2 separate regions of the Mus musculus genome follow, and region 2 is linked to region 1. Evidence: chromatin loops called from intact Hi-C (ENCODE). Cell type or tissue: gastrocnemius. All regions are shown on one strand.

Region 1 (8,000 bases):
CCATTATGCCAAGCGTGGCCCTACCTTAATATGGTTTTCAGCCCAAGTACAGATTGGTTAACCCTATAAATGTTCTTCTTACCCCACCCCACTCCCAGAGGTTTACAGCTGGTGGTGAGAGCAGAGCCACTGGCTCAGACTTGGGCTGCAACGATGTGTTTCCAGCAGCCCATGCTAGTAGTGCCCAGATCTACAAATGACTGCGGATGAGCACAGCATGAAGAAAACTTAAAATTATCCCCTACTGACAGCCCCCAAAGAGAATCACCTCTGCTGCGGTGCTTGCAAGAGAGGTCAACCCTGGGTGGGCATCAGCCCACCTAAGCCCATCTCTGTCCATATTGGCCCAGTCCTGGTGCCGAGTCTATTAGTGTGAAGCTTGCCATACTGTTTTGCATGTGAGTAAGTCTGAACTCGCTTAGACCCCTGTACACGCTGCCGGGCTCCCTGTTCTCAGGCCAGAGTCCTGAGCTGGGCAAGCCAGGGAATCTCCATCTTAGTTTCCTTTTGAGGTTAGGAAGGGTGCAAGGCTGCAAGGGCAGGAACTTGAGCATGCAGCCCAAGAAGTAGGGACGTGAAGACAGCGTGGACCACTATCTGGGCTTGCTACCAAGCCTGACAACCTGAGGCCAATTCCCAGGAAAGAATGCACTCCAGCAAGTTGTCCCTGGACCTCCCATGGCACATGTGCACACACACACACACACACACACACACACACACACACAACACAATAAAGTTTTCACAACAAATATCTATTTAGATGCAGAGTCAATTTGCAAATTCAAAACAGATCCAGTTAGACTTGTGTCAGCGTTCCATCAAGCTTGGTGCACTTGGACATTGAAGAGGAAAGTGAACACACATTTGAAACATGTCAAGATGGTTGAGGCAGCTTCTACAGAAAACAGGGTGATTGTAAGTTCTGTAAACTCACCGCAGTGTCCAGGTCAGGGGACAAAACTAGCTCTTAGGTGTTTCTTAGCCCTTAAGAAGTTAGTTAGAGTCCAGAACATGGGGTTGGAGCCATAGCAGTTGGCCGAACGCCTGCTTGGTGTGTAGAGAGCCCTGCGTTCAGTCTGCAGCACTGAATGAGCTGGCCATAGTGGTAACCGCTGCCATTCCAGCTGTCTTGATATGGAACAAAGAGGCTCAGAAGTTTGAGACCAGCCTGTTAGAGAAAAGAAAAGAGATTTCCAAAAAAGTTCCTTGTGGGTTTGTTCCCAGTATGTCTCTATGGTAACCTGTTAGTGAAGTTAAGAAGCTCATGGCAAGGCCTGTGTACCGCTTTGAACATTTGGTAGCCATTTTACATTTTTGTTTTTTAGTGTGTGCGTGTGCACACATGTACGCGGGCACATGTATGTCACATGTGTAGGCCAGAGAACAAATGGCAGGAGTTCTCCCCTTCCAGCATGTGGCTTCCAGGGCTTAACTCCATGTCCCCAGGCTTGACAGAAAATGCCTTTGCCCTATGAGCGGGTCCATTTTAAATTTTTGAAAAAGATTTATTTGTCTGGAGAGATGGCTCAGTGGTTAAAAGCTCTGACTGTTCTTCTAGAGGATCTGGGTTTGACTCTTAGCACCCACTGGTAGCTCAACGTCTGTCTGTAACTCCAGTTCCAGGGGATCTGACACCCTCACACAGACATACATGCAGGCAAAACACCAATGAACATAGAAAAATAAATCATTGAAATTTTATTTTTTAAATCTGGTTTTAAAAGTTTTTTGTTTTTTTTTTACTTATGTGCCGTATGTACACATGCATGTGAGTGTCCCCAGAAGCCAGAAGAGAGCGTTAGACCCCTAGGAATTGAAGTTGCAGGCCATTCTGAGCTACCTGATGTGGATGCTGGAAACCAAATCCAGGATTTCACTGCTGAGCCATCTCTCCAGCCCCATTCTGCTTTGTGTTTCAACCTCCGATTCCTAGGAAGATCTAAGATGGGGGAGCATTTGTCCAGTGACCTTAAAAGCCAACAGCAACTTCATATTTGTTCATAGAACATTGTGGGAAGGGGTTTGAGTAGCAACTTGTACCTCCCTGTTTCAAGATATCACTGTACCTTGGTATGGTGGCACACACTATCTTAGCACCCTGGAGGTAGATGCAGGGGTATTGCTACAAGTTCAAGGCCAGCCTTGGCTTTGTTAGAAATATAAGGCCAGCAAATAAGAAAGACCCTGTTTGAGGGTTTTTGTTTTAAAGATATCACTGGATTTGACACCAGAGGAAATAGAATGGCCTGATCGTTAAATCCAGGAACCATCTGAATAGGGTCCTACAGTCACCTGGAATCACCTCATTCATAGTTTACCCCTTGGTAAATGAGGAGGCTTCCGTCCCTCCAGCTCTGTGCCTCTACCCATGAAGTGCCCAGAAAAGCCTCCTTTCCTGGCTTCTGCCCTCAACAATTCTATCTTGCCACTTTAGCAGGGAGGGTCAGTGAATGGAAACAGTTACTTTCATCACCACTGCATACCAGTCCACATCCCCATCAGGCCAAAGAAAGAGGGCAGAAAACCTGCCTTCTAGTTCTGTAGCATTATCTACTCAGAGTGACTCCACACTTTCATCTACCTTAGATCTAAATCTCTTACATTTATGAAACCTTCTAAAAGGATGGGTGCACCTGACTAGCGAGAGGACTTCAGAGCCAGCAAGGTTAGGGAGCCTCTAGGGAAATGGCCCATACCCTAGAATATTCTCTTGGCCTAGACACTTAAGTTATCTGAGATGAGTTGCCGGTTGTCTAGGGTGACCCTGAAGAAGAAAGGGTTAGGACAGGTATGGTGGCATATGCCTTTAATGCCAGAATTTAGGAGGCAGTGGCAGGTGGATCTCTGTGAGCCTGATCTACACTGTAAGTTCCAGGCTAGACAGAGCTATCTAGTGAGACCCTGCCAAAAAACAAAACAAAAACAAAAACAGGGTGGGAGTGTCAGGTTCCCTGACATTCGGAGCAACCCTGTGGTACTCCAGGGTAGGGCAGCAGTAATGCCCTGGTTTCCACAGACCATCCATCCTGGATCCTCCAGGGCCCAGCAATGGTCTTATGGCCGGAACCCTGGAGGAAAACCTGTCACCAGCTTGCCCCCAGGACTCCAGAGTACACTCTGGCATCTCATCTCCAAAGCCTGACTGAGAGAAAGAAAGTGCAGACTGGGCCTCCACCAAGCCTGGAAGTTGAGAGCAGGGTTTAAGCAGCCTCTGTTCTCTTCTGAGAAAATGTCTGTTATTGCACCCAGTCCTGGCTCCTCAGACACTCCCAAGTGTCCTGGAAGTGCAGGACCATGGCCTGGTGTTCTCTGCAGAATCTGGTCTAGACAATACTAATGAGTGGGGTGAAAGTTCAGTTCCCCAGTACTCGGGTCAGCTTCTGATTTCCAACAACTCTCCTTGCTGGAGAGGCAGAGGGGAACGAGCTACTTCTGAGACAGATGCTCTCTGCCCTGCTGCACTGCTGTTTCTCTTCAGTTGGAGAGGAAATTGTACTTCATAAATAAGAGTAGTCTCGAGGTGGGAAGACCCCGGGTCAGGTGGAAGAGGACAAGGGTCACCTCACAGGTCGCCCAGTTGAGAACAAGTTGTCACTGATACTGAGAACTCTGGCAACTGCAGAGCTCCCCCAAGACCACAGCAGGGCAGTGCAGTGCAAGGAAATGGTTTGCAAATCTAAAGTTTAAAGTAGCCAGGAACTCCAAATTTCTTGCATCAGGTCTGGGAGGGTAGACAGGCCATCGGCGGGCCAGAGAGCCCCAGAGCCACACACTTGGGACGGTGTCCAAACTTGTGAACAAGTGGGCAGAGCGTCCTGCGGTGTAGCTGTCTTTAGCGGGCGACGCAGCCCAGCAAGCTGTGGGTCTCCAAGGTGCCCCTCGACCCCTCCCACTCTACCCGAGAGTCCGGACGTGCATTGGACCAGACAGCAAGAGCTCCGCCCAACAGGGACGAGGACAGGAGGCTCCCGTGGTGCTCCGCGGCCACTTCCGGGCCGGGCGCAGGCGCAGGCGCTGGCTGTCATGTTGCGCGCTCTGAACCGCCTGGCGGCGCGGCCGGAGACTCGGCCCCCGACCCCGCTGCTCCTGCCCGTGCGCGGCCGCAAGACCCGCCATGACCCGCCTGCCAAATCCAAGGTCGGACGGGTGCAGACGCCTCCCGCCGTGGACCCTGCGGAATTCTTCGTGTTGACCGAGCGCTACCGACAGTACCGGGAGACCGTGCGCGCTCTCAGGTGCGTGTGCTTGTGCGTGTGGAGGGCAGACGCCCTTCGGGAAGGGCCGGGGCCGAGGGTGGGTGCTGACTCGAAGCCCGTCCTCCCCAGGCTAGAGTTCACGTTGGAGGTGCGAAGGAAATTGCACGAGGCCCGAGCCGGGGTTCTGGCCGAGCGCAAGGCGCAGCAGGCCATCACGGAGCACCGGGAGCTGATGGCCTGGAACCGGGACGAGAACCGGCGAATGCAGGAGCTACGGTGCGAGAGGCCCGGGACTGGGTGGGCTGGGCTAGGCTCATCTGTGGCCCCGCTCACCCTCGGCGTCTTGCCCCTCGCAGGATAGCGAGGTTGCAGCTGGAAGCACAGGCCCAGGAGGTGCAGAAGGCTGAGGCCCAGGCCCAGAGGGCTCAGGAGGAGCAGGCTTGGGTGCAACTGAAAGAGCAAGAAGTGCTCAAGCTGCAGGTGGGCATGCAGGAGGTCATGGGGAATGTGGACATTGGAGACCCCAGCAAGGGAGGCTGGGGGGGGGGGGGGGGGATGACAGCACTGGGCGTCAAGTGACCAGAGTCTTCAGGAGGCTTCTCCATCAGCGCAGAGGGTATGCCTCGCAGGCAATGGTCAGTAAAAGGTTACAGGCTAGTATTGCCTTGTGAAACTTGAAGTCAGGGAAACCGTAAGTGAGAATGGAGCGCTTTTTAACACGTAAGAGGGATTCATGCACTTGAGAGAGTCCACCCACCTCTAATCAGGTTGTCACGATTTGTTCTTGGGTTGTGGCCGAGAGATCTGATGGGTGATTGTCCAAGGAAGAGCAATATGATGGTCGAGGTCACCTAGTACAGTTGTGCTGGACGATTGGTGGGACACTCAAAGAGACCCTGGGTTCTTTTGACACCCGTGGACTAGAGACAGTGCAGGCAGCCAGCTCTGGGAGAGATCCCACAAAGCCAACCTTTCTCTTCCTGTAGGAGGAGGCAAAAAACTTCATCACTCGGGAGAACCTGGAGGCACGGATAGAAGAAGCGTTGGACTCTCCGAAGAGTTACAACTGGGCCGTCACCAAAGAAGGGCAGGTGGTCAGGAACTGAGCACAGAGACTTCTGGGGGCCCAAATAAGCACAGTGCTTGCCTAGGGTCTGTGTACTGGGATAGGAATTGGTACATCCCAGGAGGATGGCTCAGCCGTTTCCAGAGCAACCTCAGTCACTCCAGGCTCGGCACTCACCACCTGACTGGGAACTCCCAGATGTCCCTGTTCTGGCACCACAGACAAACTCAGGGCAGCATTAAACTCTGGGAAGTTCCTATCGCACAGAGGATCGGACTGGACTGTGTCCCCTCTAGAAGCCAAGCTTGTCTTGTAAGTCTCTTGGAGTCGTGTGAGCCAAATGTTTCCTGCTTTTATAAATAAAGTATTGGAGCCCAGTCTTGCCCATTTACTGGCTATAGTTACAGTGCTAATGAAAGAGGAAAGTAGTTACACCAGATGCTAACTTGCTTGTAAAATCAAAGGCGTTTGTCCCTAATTATTTGAGTCTTTAGGTTTCTAGCCAGAAGCAAGTTTCACCTAACTGAGCTATGAGTTAGGTACCTGCTTTGCTCAATCCTGGGATTTTCTGGCTAGGGTCTGGTGTGTCCAAGATCCAGGAAGCAAAAAGGGTGCCCTGTTTCTCCTGATGGCTCTCCAGCAGTGACTTCTGTAACCAGGCCCTGTCCTGATCTATCATATTTTGAACTACTCAGCAGGTGGTAGACTCCCAAGCTAAACCTGCTTCTTCCAGTCAGTTGCTGCCCTTCTGTGTGTGTAAGTGGTAGCCAGAGGGCAGCCTTGGTGTCATTCTTCAGGACTCTCACCTTGGTCTGATTTAAGTTTGTTTTGGTTTTTTTAGTTTATTTTTTACTGTGTTTTATTCTGGCTTTTGAGACAGGTTCTTTCACTGGAACCTGGCACTCACTAATTATACTATCTAGCCAGCCAGCCTCAGAGAATTGATCTGTGTATGCTTGCCCGGCACTGGGATTAGATGCACATGGCTTTTATGTGGTACTAGGGATCAAACCCAGATGTTCATGACTGCAATGTATACATGTTAGTGAATGAGCTGCCTGCCTTTTTGCTTTCATTGTCATAAACATGAATACCATTGACAGTAACTCCAGGCACTCACTCGGAGGAAAAACCATCGTAGCTACTTCTCATACTGCTGAAGGTTTTGGAATCCCTAAGAAATGAAAACCTGGCGGGTGATAGCAGCCTCTTACTCCAGTGAAGAAGCAGGCATTAAGGTGCAGGTGTCGTCCTACACGCAGCCCTCTGACAGCCATAACACCCATTTTAGGGTAGTAGATACTGTCCCTGACTGGGGAACACAGGCCCTGCATTCAAATATCTGAGGTGGACTGATAGGATCATGTCAGGAGCTACCTAGTCCATTCCTGGATCTTTGTTGTCACAGTGAACCCCAGGAACTCTGCTGAATGGGTTGCCACTCCCACTCCTGCCAGGATGTATCTCCCCAGTCACAGCAAAGATACTTAACCGAGACACTGGACCCTTGCCCCTTCATGATCAGTGGGTACTGGGGTGAATGCTGTGGCCATGGCCTTCAGGGCTAGGTTAGTCCGGCAAAACTGAAGGAAGTGGGCTTCAGACGTTCACTTGGTAGAGCGATTGCCTAGCCTGCATAGGCCCTGGGTTCAATCCCCAGGCCTGGTGGGTCAGTGCCTGCTTACTGGAGGTAGAGGGGAGAGGATCAGTAGACTCTCAAGGTCATCCACAGCTACAGGGAGTGTGAGACCAACCTGATTCCTCCTGAGACTCCAGAACTGCCCAAGTACTCATCAGGGAGACTGGACGTGAAGGTGCCCTGCTGCTGGTACTGCAGCTGAGGGAAGGCAGGCTGCTGTAGCTGGTTGGAAGGCTACAGAGAGTAAGTACACTTGCCAACTCAGTGGGTGCTGGCTATTTTAATGTTTCATCTAAGTGTGGTTGCCTAAGGTCATTGCTCAGTTTCTCCAGCGTATGGATATCCAACATGCCCTGTGATCTCAAGTCTGGCAAGAGTCCAATTTGGAATTATTTTCTTCTCACCAAATCGGAAGTCAAAGCAGTTTTCCGACCCCAAGCCTGGCCAGTCTCCTGATGATGCTGGCAATTTCCTCTTTGTGTGCTTTAACAAATACATTGAACACAGATGATCCGAACTAGGTCCTCAGCATTCATGCCAGTCTGCTCACAACCTCGGGGGTACAGTGCCTCTGGCCTCCACAGGCACACGCATGTACCCACGTAAACACAACTAAAAGTAGTAAAAATACTGTGACAGTTCCAGGGCAGCCCGTGCCTGCAGAGGCACCTGCACTCACATGCATGTAGCCTTATGTGGACATGTCAACAAATAATTTTAAAAAGCCTGGAAAGGGGCTGGTGAGATGGCTCAGTGGGTAAGAGCACCCGACTGTTCTTCCGAAGGTCCAGAGTTCAAATCCCAGCAACCACATGGTGGCTCACAACCATCTGTAACGAGATCTGATTCCCTCTTCTGGAGTGTCTGAAGACAGCTACAATGTACTTACATATAATAAATAAATAAATCTTTAAAAAAAAAAAAAAAAAAAAAAAAAAAAGCCTGGAAAGATGACATCAGAGGTGGCCAGGAGTGATGACACACACCAGTAATCCCGGCACTTATAAAGCAGACAGGTTGGGCTGGAGAGATGGCTCAGCAGTTAAGAGCACTGACTGTTCTTCCAGAGGTTCCGAGTTTAGTTCCCAGCAGCCAC
Region 2 (8,000 bases), 200 kb after region 1:
TTATCCATTTTATCAATACTAAAATCGCCAAGTCAGACTTAGATATATACCATGTGCTTTGGCATCATCTGGTTCTTTGGCATAATAGCAACATTCTGAATTCTGAGATCTGTTTTTTGTTTTTTTGTTTTTTGTTTTTGTTTTGTGACAGAGTCTCACTGTAGCTCAGGCTGGCTCAGAACTTGCAGTGATTCTCCTGACTCAGCTTCCTGATTGTAGAGACGAACAAGTGAGTACTCCCTGTCACATCTGGCTTCTATACCCTATTTGTGGTATTCTTGCTCTCATCCACTGATGTCTCTGAAAAAGAAGTCGCTTTCTCCTTGGCCTAATGCTTTGCCATCTCAGCTTCTGTCAGGCCAATTTGGAATCTGCTTTTCATTATGCTTAGCATACTGTGCTTAATACAAGTAGCTCCCTGGTAGAGAGTGCTTGCCTAGAATGTGCGAGGCCTTAGGTTTGATCCCTCGTGGAATCCCTCTCCCTTTGTTCCCCATAAGCAGTTCTCTTCCCCAGAGACCTAACAGGAAGTGGGAAATGCGAATAGGAGTCAAAGACAAAAAGAACAGAATCTCCCTCTGCTTAGCAGTAAGAGGACATATTTTAAAAATAGTTTGAACTTTTTTATTCATGTATTTTACACATATGGGTATTTTTTTTGTGCGTGTATGTCTGTGTAACATATGAATGCTTGGTGCCTTTGGGAGCTAGAAGAGAGCATAGGATTCCAAGAGTAGAGTTGCAGATGATTGTGAGCCACCATGTAGGTGCTAGAAACAGAGCCTGGGTCTCAGGAAGAGCAGTCGGTGCTTTTAACTGCTGAGCCATCTCTCCAGCCTCAAAATGAAATATTTTATCATTACAAGTTGCTTATATTTGGGCTATCTTACAAAACTATTGCTGTGTATGAGTGCTTTGCTTGCATGCGTGTATCTGGTGCTCAGGGAGGCCAGAGGAAGGTACTGACTCTCCTGAAGCTAGAGTTACAAACAGTTATGACTCATTGCTGAGCTGTCTCTCCAGCCCCATCTCTCATGCTAAAAATAATTTCTCGCTGGAAACAAAAGTACTGCTTACCTTTGTTGCTTGCAGGGTTTTCTCAGACAATTTTATTTCACTATCTTCTACCTGTGTTCAATAGAAATGAACAGTTTTCAATTTAGTGCAAGGATAGAATCCTGCTGTCTCTGCCTGGTAGTCACTTAACCACATCTAGTTCTTTCAGTCCTGACATCCTGGCAAAGGTGCTGATGTCATCAGGGCTCAAGCTCTAGGCCAAAATGGGTTTTCTCTCAAGGACCTTAGGCTCAGCTAATAAGCCTCAGATACATGGGGATGGCGTCTGATCTCTATTTACCTTTTGCTGTAGGGGGAAGATCACTTTACAGTGAATGGGAATACAGTAAAATATTTCCGGTGAGTGCTCTGAGACAGTGGCTTTATGTAGCCCTGACTGGCCTAGGATTCACTATGTGGACAAGACTAGCCTCAAACTCATAGAGATCTGCCTGTCTCTGCCTACTGAGTGCTGAGATTAAATGTGTGTGCCACAATGCCTGGCTCGAGTACACTCTTACTCAAACAATGTTAGAGGATGACTTTGTGTTCCTCCCATAACTACATCAGAACTATAGAAACAGATTCTAAAATAAGTTCTAAGACCTGTCTTTTAAAGGCAGGTCTTACTCTCCGTCCAGGCTGCTGTAGAACTCACTATGTAGTGCTAGAGAATCCTGGTGAGCCTCAAACCTGGAGTCCTTTTGCTTCAGCCTCCCAGTGCTGGGCTTTCGTGTACCACCTTGCCTGTTTACGGCATGTAAACTGTGCTGTGCATGTTTAATCTCCAGTGACTGAGACTTAATTACTGGAAGCAAATTACATGTAAAGCTTTTAATAAAAAAAAAAAGAGTTACGTGTCAGTGCCCTCTGCAAACTGAGTTGGGACAAAATGAGACTTCCCTTTAACCTTGTCCTGTCCTAACAAGATACCTGCAGTGCCCTGGAGCACAGCTCAGGAAAAGGGAGACTCCAGGCTGTGTGTTGAAGTCACCAAGTTCCACTCGCTCCTGGGCAGCATTCGGAGCTGTTTTACCAGTCTGTCTGCTCATCACCCTTCTTTCTGTGGACTTATATGCTCTCAATCAAGAAACCCATGCATCACTGCAGTACTCGAACTTTTTCTTTTGTTTCATTTTGTTTTGTTTTTCAAGACAGGGTTTCTCTGTGTAGCTCTGGCTGGGCTGGAACTCGATTTGTAGAGCAGGCTGGCCTCGAACTCATAGAGATTCATTTGCCTCTGCCTCCCCAATGCTGGGATCAAAGGCCATTACCACAATACCCAGCTAGTACTTAAACTTTTAAACACAAGATTTCCTGCTAACATATTTTCTGTTTCAAAACCCTAATCTGGAAATGGTAATGCAATGCAGTCCTAGGATTTGGAAGGCAGCGGCAGAAGAATCAAGAATTCAAGGCACCTCTGTCTCCACAGTGAGAGTTTGTGGCCAGCCTGAGTTACATGAGACCCAGTCCAAACCAAAACAAACAAAACAATCAAACCAAACCAACAATGAAATAAAACTGTATTTCAGACCTAGCTTCATCAAAGAAAACGAGGTTTTTCTACACGTAGAGAGATACCTAGGAAAACAGCAGCAATCACTCTGACCACAGAAGGAATCAACGTCTCAAAGTCTCTGAGCCCCTGGACAGGCAGAGCCTTGATGAAGCACTGGAACCAGTCCCTGGGCACACATCAGCCTAGGCTACAGTGTTCTCATCTCCAACGTGGGGTGTTAATGTCTTCCTTGCATGACTTCACAAATAACTTAGCTTCCTTTTCTCAAGCTTTCTAAGACTATACTTGGATTCTCTTCCCTAAATAAAAGCTAGATCACAATCTAACAGCCCTCCAGGGACTCCATAAGGAGGTTCTTCCTTAAAGGCCTGCCCCGGGATTTTCTGGTTAGGTCCACTGTGACCCAGTACATAATACTCACCAGCCAGGAACAGAATCTGGGGATGGCAGCTGTCAGGATGATGTAGCTGGTCTCTGGGGTAATAGTGCCATCTGTAGGAAGACCAAAGACATGTCAGTTATGTCTAGCCACCTTAGCCCACCCACCTTGCAGGCCCACTTGCACACACCTACTATCACCAGGTGTTACAGACAGCAAAACTGGAAGGCATAGTCCTTTGACCTCAGACACGGTACACAGGATTTGGAGTTTGCTCTGCTGGGGTTTGGTTTTGCTTTGGTCAAGTATTTCCTCAGTATACCCCGGATTCCTCCCTCTGAAGTGTATGTTCTGTGCCAGTGTATGTTGGATGTATGTAACTTTCTTTTGATTTTATAGGAGCTTACAACTAGGAGATTGCTTTGAGGGGCTGGAGAGATTGCTCAGTGGTTAAGAGTACTGGCCGCTCTTCTAGAGCACTGGGTTCAATTCCCAGCACCCACACAGCAGCTCACAACTGTCTCTAACTCCTGTTCCAGGAAATTGGACACCCTCACACAGACACCAATGTACATAAAATAAAAATAAAATAAATAAATATTTTTTTAAAAAAGAGATTGCTTTGAATCTCAGAAGAGACTTAAACTTTGAACCTTTAAGCAGTATTGAGACTGAAAGACTATGAGGACTTTTAGAGTTGTGCTGAATGCATTTTTACATTAAAAAAAAAAAAGCCTATGGAGGTCAGAGAAAGGAGCTCTGTGGTTTCAGAATGGCTTCCATAGGCTCGTAGTTTGAATTCTTGGTCCCCAATTAGGAGAGCTATTTGGGAAGGTTTAGAAGGTGTGGCTATGTTTGGGAGGATGTGTGTGTATCTGTGTGTGTGTGTGTGTGTGTGTGTATGCAGGTGGGGGTGGGGTTTGTGGCCTCCCTCATTCCCAAAGTTCTCTCAGCCTCCTGCTGTCAGTTCTCATCATGGACATTAGCACTCTGAAACCACAACCCCAATTAAACTCTTTCTTCTATAAGTTGCCTTGGTCATAGTGTTTTGTCACAGCAAAAGAAAAGTATCTAAGAAGCTGGGCGTGGTGGCGCACGCCTTTAATCCCAGCACTTGGGAGGCAGAGGCAGGTGGATTTCTGAGTTTGAGGCCAGCCTGGTCTACAAAGTGAGTTCCAGGACAGCCAGGGCTACACAGAGAAACCCTGTCTCAAAAAACCAAAAAAAAAAAAAAAAAAGAGCAAGATAATTTTACTGATACAGATGAGGTAAATTGCCCTTTGATTGGAGCATTGAACGCGTGTTAAAATCTGAAAATCTGTTAAAATCCTATTTCACGATAATAAGTTTGGGCATTTTTTTCCCCTTTTGCTCTTTTGAGTGTCCGACTGTGTAGGGATATCTCTTCTAGATCTTGTTTTGTAGACCAAGCTGGCTTTGAGCTTGTGATAGTGATTCTCCAGCCTCTGACCCAGAGTGCTAGGATTATAGACGTGCCCTGTACTCAGCACTACAAGTAGGTCCTATTGCAAGAATTTCTGATGTTTCACGCTCTTGTAAACAAGCCAAGCTGGTACAGGATAGGGCTATTTGATTGACTGGTAGTTTGGGACTCCTGCTTGCTGCCCTGAGTATTTTGAACAGAAGGACTTCAAGTCCGATGCCACCTAGATGACTCCTATGATAATTGTTCTCAACACCCCGCTAATTCCACGAGAAAAGTGCATAGCCACAACAGCTCACTGCTCCGGCTCCCGAAGGTGCAGCCTCGGCAAGAACTATTCAGCTTGTACCAGACTTTGCTATCACACACCTTGGAAAACTCTAGATGACCCTGCAACCATTTTACTTGGTCAGAGGTAGGCTCCCCTGGTGGCCTAGCAGAGTGACAGCTGTGATTGGCACCAAAAAGACAATGATGTGAATAGTGAAAACACTCCTTTGTTTACAGGCAAGGCATACTGTGATTGGTGCAAAGCCGTCCTCTCAGGTTATACAACACACTTGCTGAAATGCCCGGAGGATACCTTCCTTTGCTGCCTCCCTCAGTACTGCAACATTAAAGTCCAACGAGGCTTCTCTCAAGCTGTCTTGGCTGACAAAGTATGAAGAAAGAAGCGATCAAGACTTAAGAGTGACAATGACAGCAGAGGCAGCAAAGGAGCAGCAGCAACACTGCACAGATCATAGGCCAAGCCACAAGAGCAGCATTGTGGCTAGCTGCTTTACAAGTGAAGGAGAGGCAGAGGGACAGTGTGACAGCAACTGTGGTGTGAACAGGAGGGATGGCAGAATTAGAAAGAGGGTAGACAGCAGGTGCTACAGCTGCTGCTAGGGGCTGAGAAATCCCAACTCTCTAAGTCTGCATGGGAAGTGACACTTGGAGAGCACCAGGCCTATAAGAGAGTGGCTCACACTTGGGAGAACCTGGAGCTCTGCAACCCAAGGCCTGTAACGAGGGTTATAACATGGGAGCGGCACCTGCTGCTGCCACTGCCACTGCCACACACGGAGATTTACAAAAGATGCTGAAGCACTTGATAGACTTGATGTGCAATTATGATTTCTGTCCAGGCAGAAAAAAAAAAACACAGCAGGCTAAATGGTGACACTGCACAACCGTGTGACTGGTAATATTTCACAGCTGGCTAGGTGGTGACACTGCACAGCCAGCTAACTGGTGACACTGCACAGCCGGCTAACTGGTGACACTGTCAGCACCACACATTATCATCCTCTGTAGTTCTTTTCTTTGGCCAACATAAGAAGTAGTAAATGAGAATTGATTTTATGTTAAATGGTGCCCTCTTAACCATTATTGAGGTTGCAAATCTTCACACATAAATCCATCCTTCTTATTGTTTATTTTCTACTTCCATGAACAGCCTGTTTGTATTTTTGACCATGTAACTACTGAATAAAACTTTTCTTATTAATTTATAAGTACTATTCATCAATTACAATATATACCATTTGCTTATTTCAAGTAGTCTAATGTATTAATCAGTTGGCTGGCTGTCATCTTTGGCTTAGTTTATAGTTTATTTTGTAAAAAAAAAATTTTTTTTTCTAAGGTTTCCTTTCTTGACATCACACGCACTCACCTTTTTCTTTAACCAAGATCCGAGATGTCAAAAACGACTCTGAGAAGACCACAGACCCTAAGCATCCTCCTCCTCCTCCTCCCAGCAGGTCAGGAATGTCATAGACGGTCATACGAGCCTGTGTCAGAGAGAAGCAGGGCCAGGCCATTATCAGCCTAGCAATTCAGGAGGAACAGGTCCACAGGAAACAGACAGGCATGAAGCAAAAGAATACTGACAAATCCCTTAGGACCTAGGCTGAAACACACTTTGAACTGGAAGGTGCCTCAGACTTTCCAACAGGTGATGGATCCCTGATTAGAGACAGGCACAGGTTGAAAGGCAGTATTTTTATAAATTCCATCAAACTGTCATCTTCTTAAGAAATAATACAGCTTTCTGTCTTTCTTTCTTTTTAAATTTTGGAGGTATTTCCTCCAGGCTTGTGAACCCACACACACGTCACACCCCACAGCATCTCACTAACCAGGCCTTTGGCTTAGGCTTCAGTTCTCTCTCAGTGAGCTGGGAGAAGTGTTCATTACGCAGGTGTACACGTGGCTCCTGGGTATCCTGAGTGCACAGCAGAGCCTCCTCCCCTTAGCCATGGCTGTGCTCGCTGTGATTCCAGATATTCAGGGACAACAGTGGTCAAAAAATATTAAAAGTCAACTCCAGAAATAAGCAGATGGCTTTCACACTGGAAGCCGTTCTGGAGAGAATGATGGCATTTTCTGTTCTCTCCCCACCTCGCTGAGGATATGCGTCATCTCTCTGACCAGCACCCAGTGAGTACGCTACTTATCTGTTAGTCAACAGCCACCTGAGTTATCAGACTGACTTGTCATAGTGCCACAATGTTCAGAGTCTAGTAGTGTTTCTTTTTAAGAATTGGGACTTAATAAAGATATTTTAGCACAGATTAAAGCCTCAGGTTTAAGTGGAAGAGGGGCACTGAGAGAGAAAAGTCAGGCACAGGCAACTCTCTGTAAGTTTAAGGCCAGCCTGGTCTACTTAGTAGATTCTAGGTCAGCCAGTAGATATGAGCTTCTCTAAGATAGTTGCCAATTAATTCTGATTACTTAAAATTGACCCTGAAGCCAGGCAGTGGTATTGAATGCCTTTAATCTCTGCACTTGGGAGGCAGAGGCAGGCGGATCTCTTGAGTTCAAGAGTTCAGCCTGGTCTACAAAGTGAGTTCTAGGACAGCCAGGGCTACATGGAGAAACCCTGTCTCTAAAACAAAACAAAATAAAACAACCCTAAAATTGACCGTGAGCTGGGCACCATGGTACACACCTTTAACCCCAGCATTGGGAGGCAAAAAGACACGGGGATCTCCATGAGTTCAAGGCCAACCTGGTTTGCAGAACTATTCCAAGATAGCCAAGGTTACATTGACAGTGAGATACTGTCTCAAAAAAAAAAAAAAAACCACAAATAACCTCAAGGCAAAAGAGTAAAGTTTTATGTATATAAGAAAAAAATTATATATTCACATATGCATGTTTACACACATGTGCACACACACTCACTTTATTCCCAGCACGAGCATGCAAGCATACCTGCCAGGAAGGAAATTGGGAAAAGTATCCCATTCTTAAATTCTTTTTTTTTTTTCTATTTTTGTTTTTTTCGAGACAGGGTTTCTCTGTGTTGCCTGGAACTCATTTTGTACACCAGGCTGGCCTCGAACTCAGAAATCTGCCTGCCTCTACCTCCCGAGTGCTGGGATTAAAGGCATGCGCCACCACGCCCGGCTTCATAAATTCTTAGTAGCTTTAAAAAAATAAAAACCTAACTAGGTGAAAGGCTGCTACAAGAAATACCGTCAGACACTGAGAATAAACTGATGACAACAGCGGACTAGATGAGAAGAGCTGTGCAGCAACAGATAAAGTAAATCTATATATTCAAAAAACTCCTGATTAAAGCCAGACTTAGCTCAGTGGATTCGCAA

Evidence for each region. Peaks named below come from ENCODE experiments on the same cell type or tissue, not always from the same donor. Only the 100,000 strongest peaks of a DNase experiment are listed, where the experiment ranks them.
Region 2: a loop joins it to region 1, with 4 times the contacts of the local background. A loop is called at or near these places in 3 of 42 quality-filtered maps.

What each region holds. Positions count from the first base shown.
Region 1 is chr2:130,559,753-130,567,752 of GRCm38, forward strand. Mrps26 (mitochondrial ribosomal protein S26) reads left to right here and starts at 4,005. Exons shown (of 4, transcript NM_207207.1): 1 at 4,005-4,238; 2 at 4,329-4,475; 3 at 4,556-4,679; 4 at 5,186-5,642. The coding sequence starts at 4,027. The coding sequence ends at 5,305. It overlaps 4930473A02Rik (RIKEN cDNA 4930473A02 gene), which reads right to left and starts at 3,997. Exons shown (of 9, transcript NR_040348.1): 1 at 3,902-3,997; 2 at 938-1,171. In gastrocnemius, CTCF peaks have their summits at 3,632 and 4,080; DNase peaks (open chromatin) are centred at 1,042 and 3,970; H3K4me3 peaks cover 2,339 bases; H3K27ac peaks cover 1,905 bases.
Region 2 is chr2:130,764,611-130,772,610 of GRCm38, forward strand. 4930402H24Rik (RIKEN cDNA 4930402H24 gene) reads right to left here. Exons shown (of 37, transcript NM_029432.2): 17 at 6,062-6,179; 18 at 3,000-3,070; 19 at 1,078-1,128. It also overlaps the pseudogene Gm19258. Among named protein-coding and RNA genes, the nearest start is that of Slc4a11, 71 kb to the left of the region's middle. In gastrocnemius, a CTCF peak has its summit at 3,073 (motif pointing left); a DNase peak (open chromatin) is centred at 3,080; H3K27ac peaks cover 951 bases.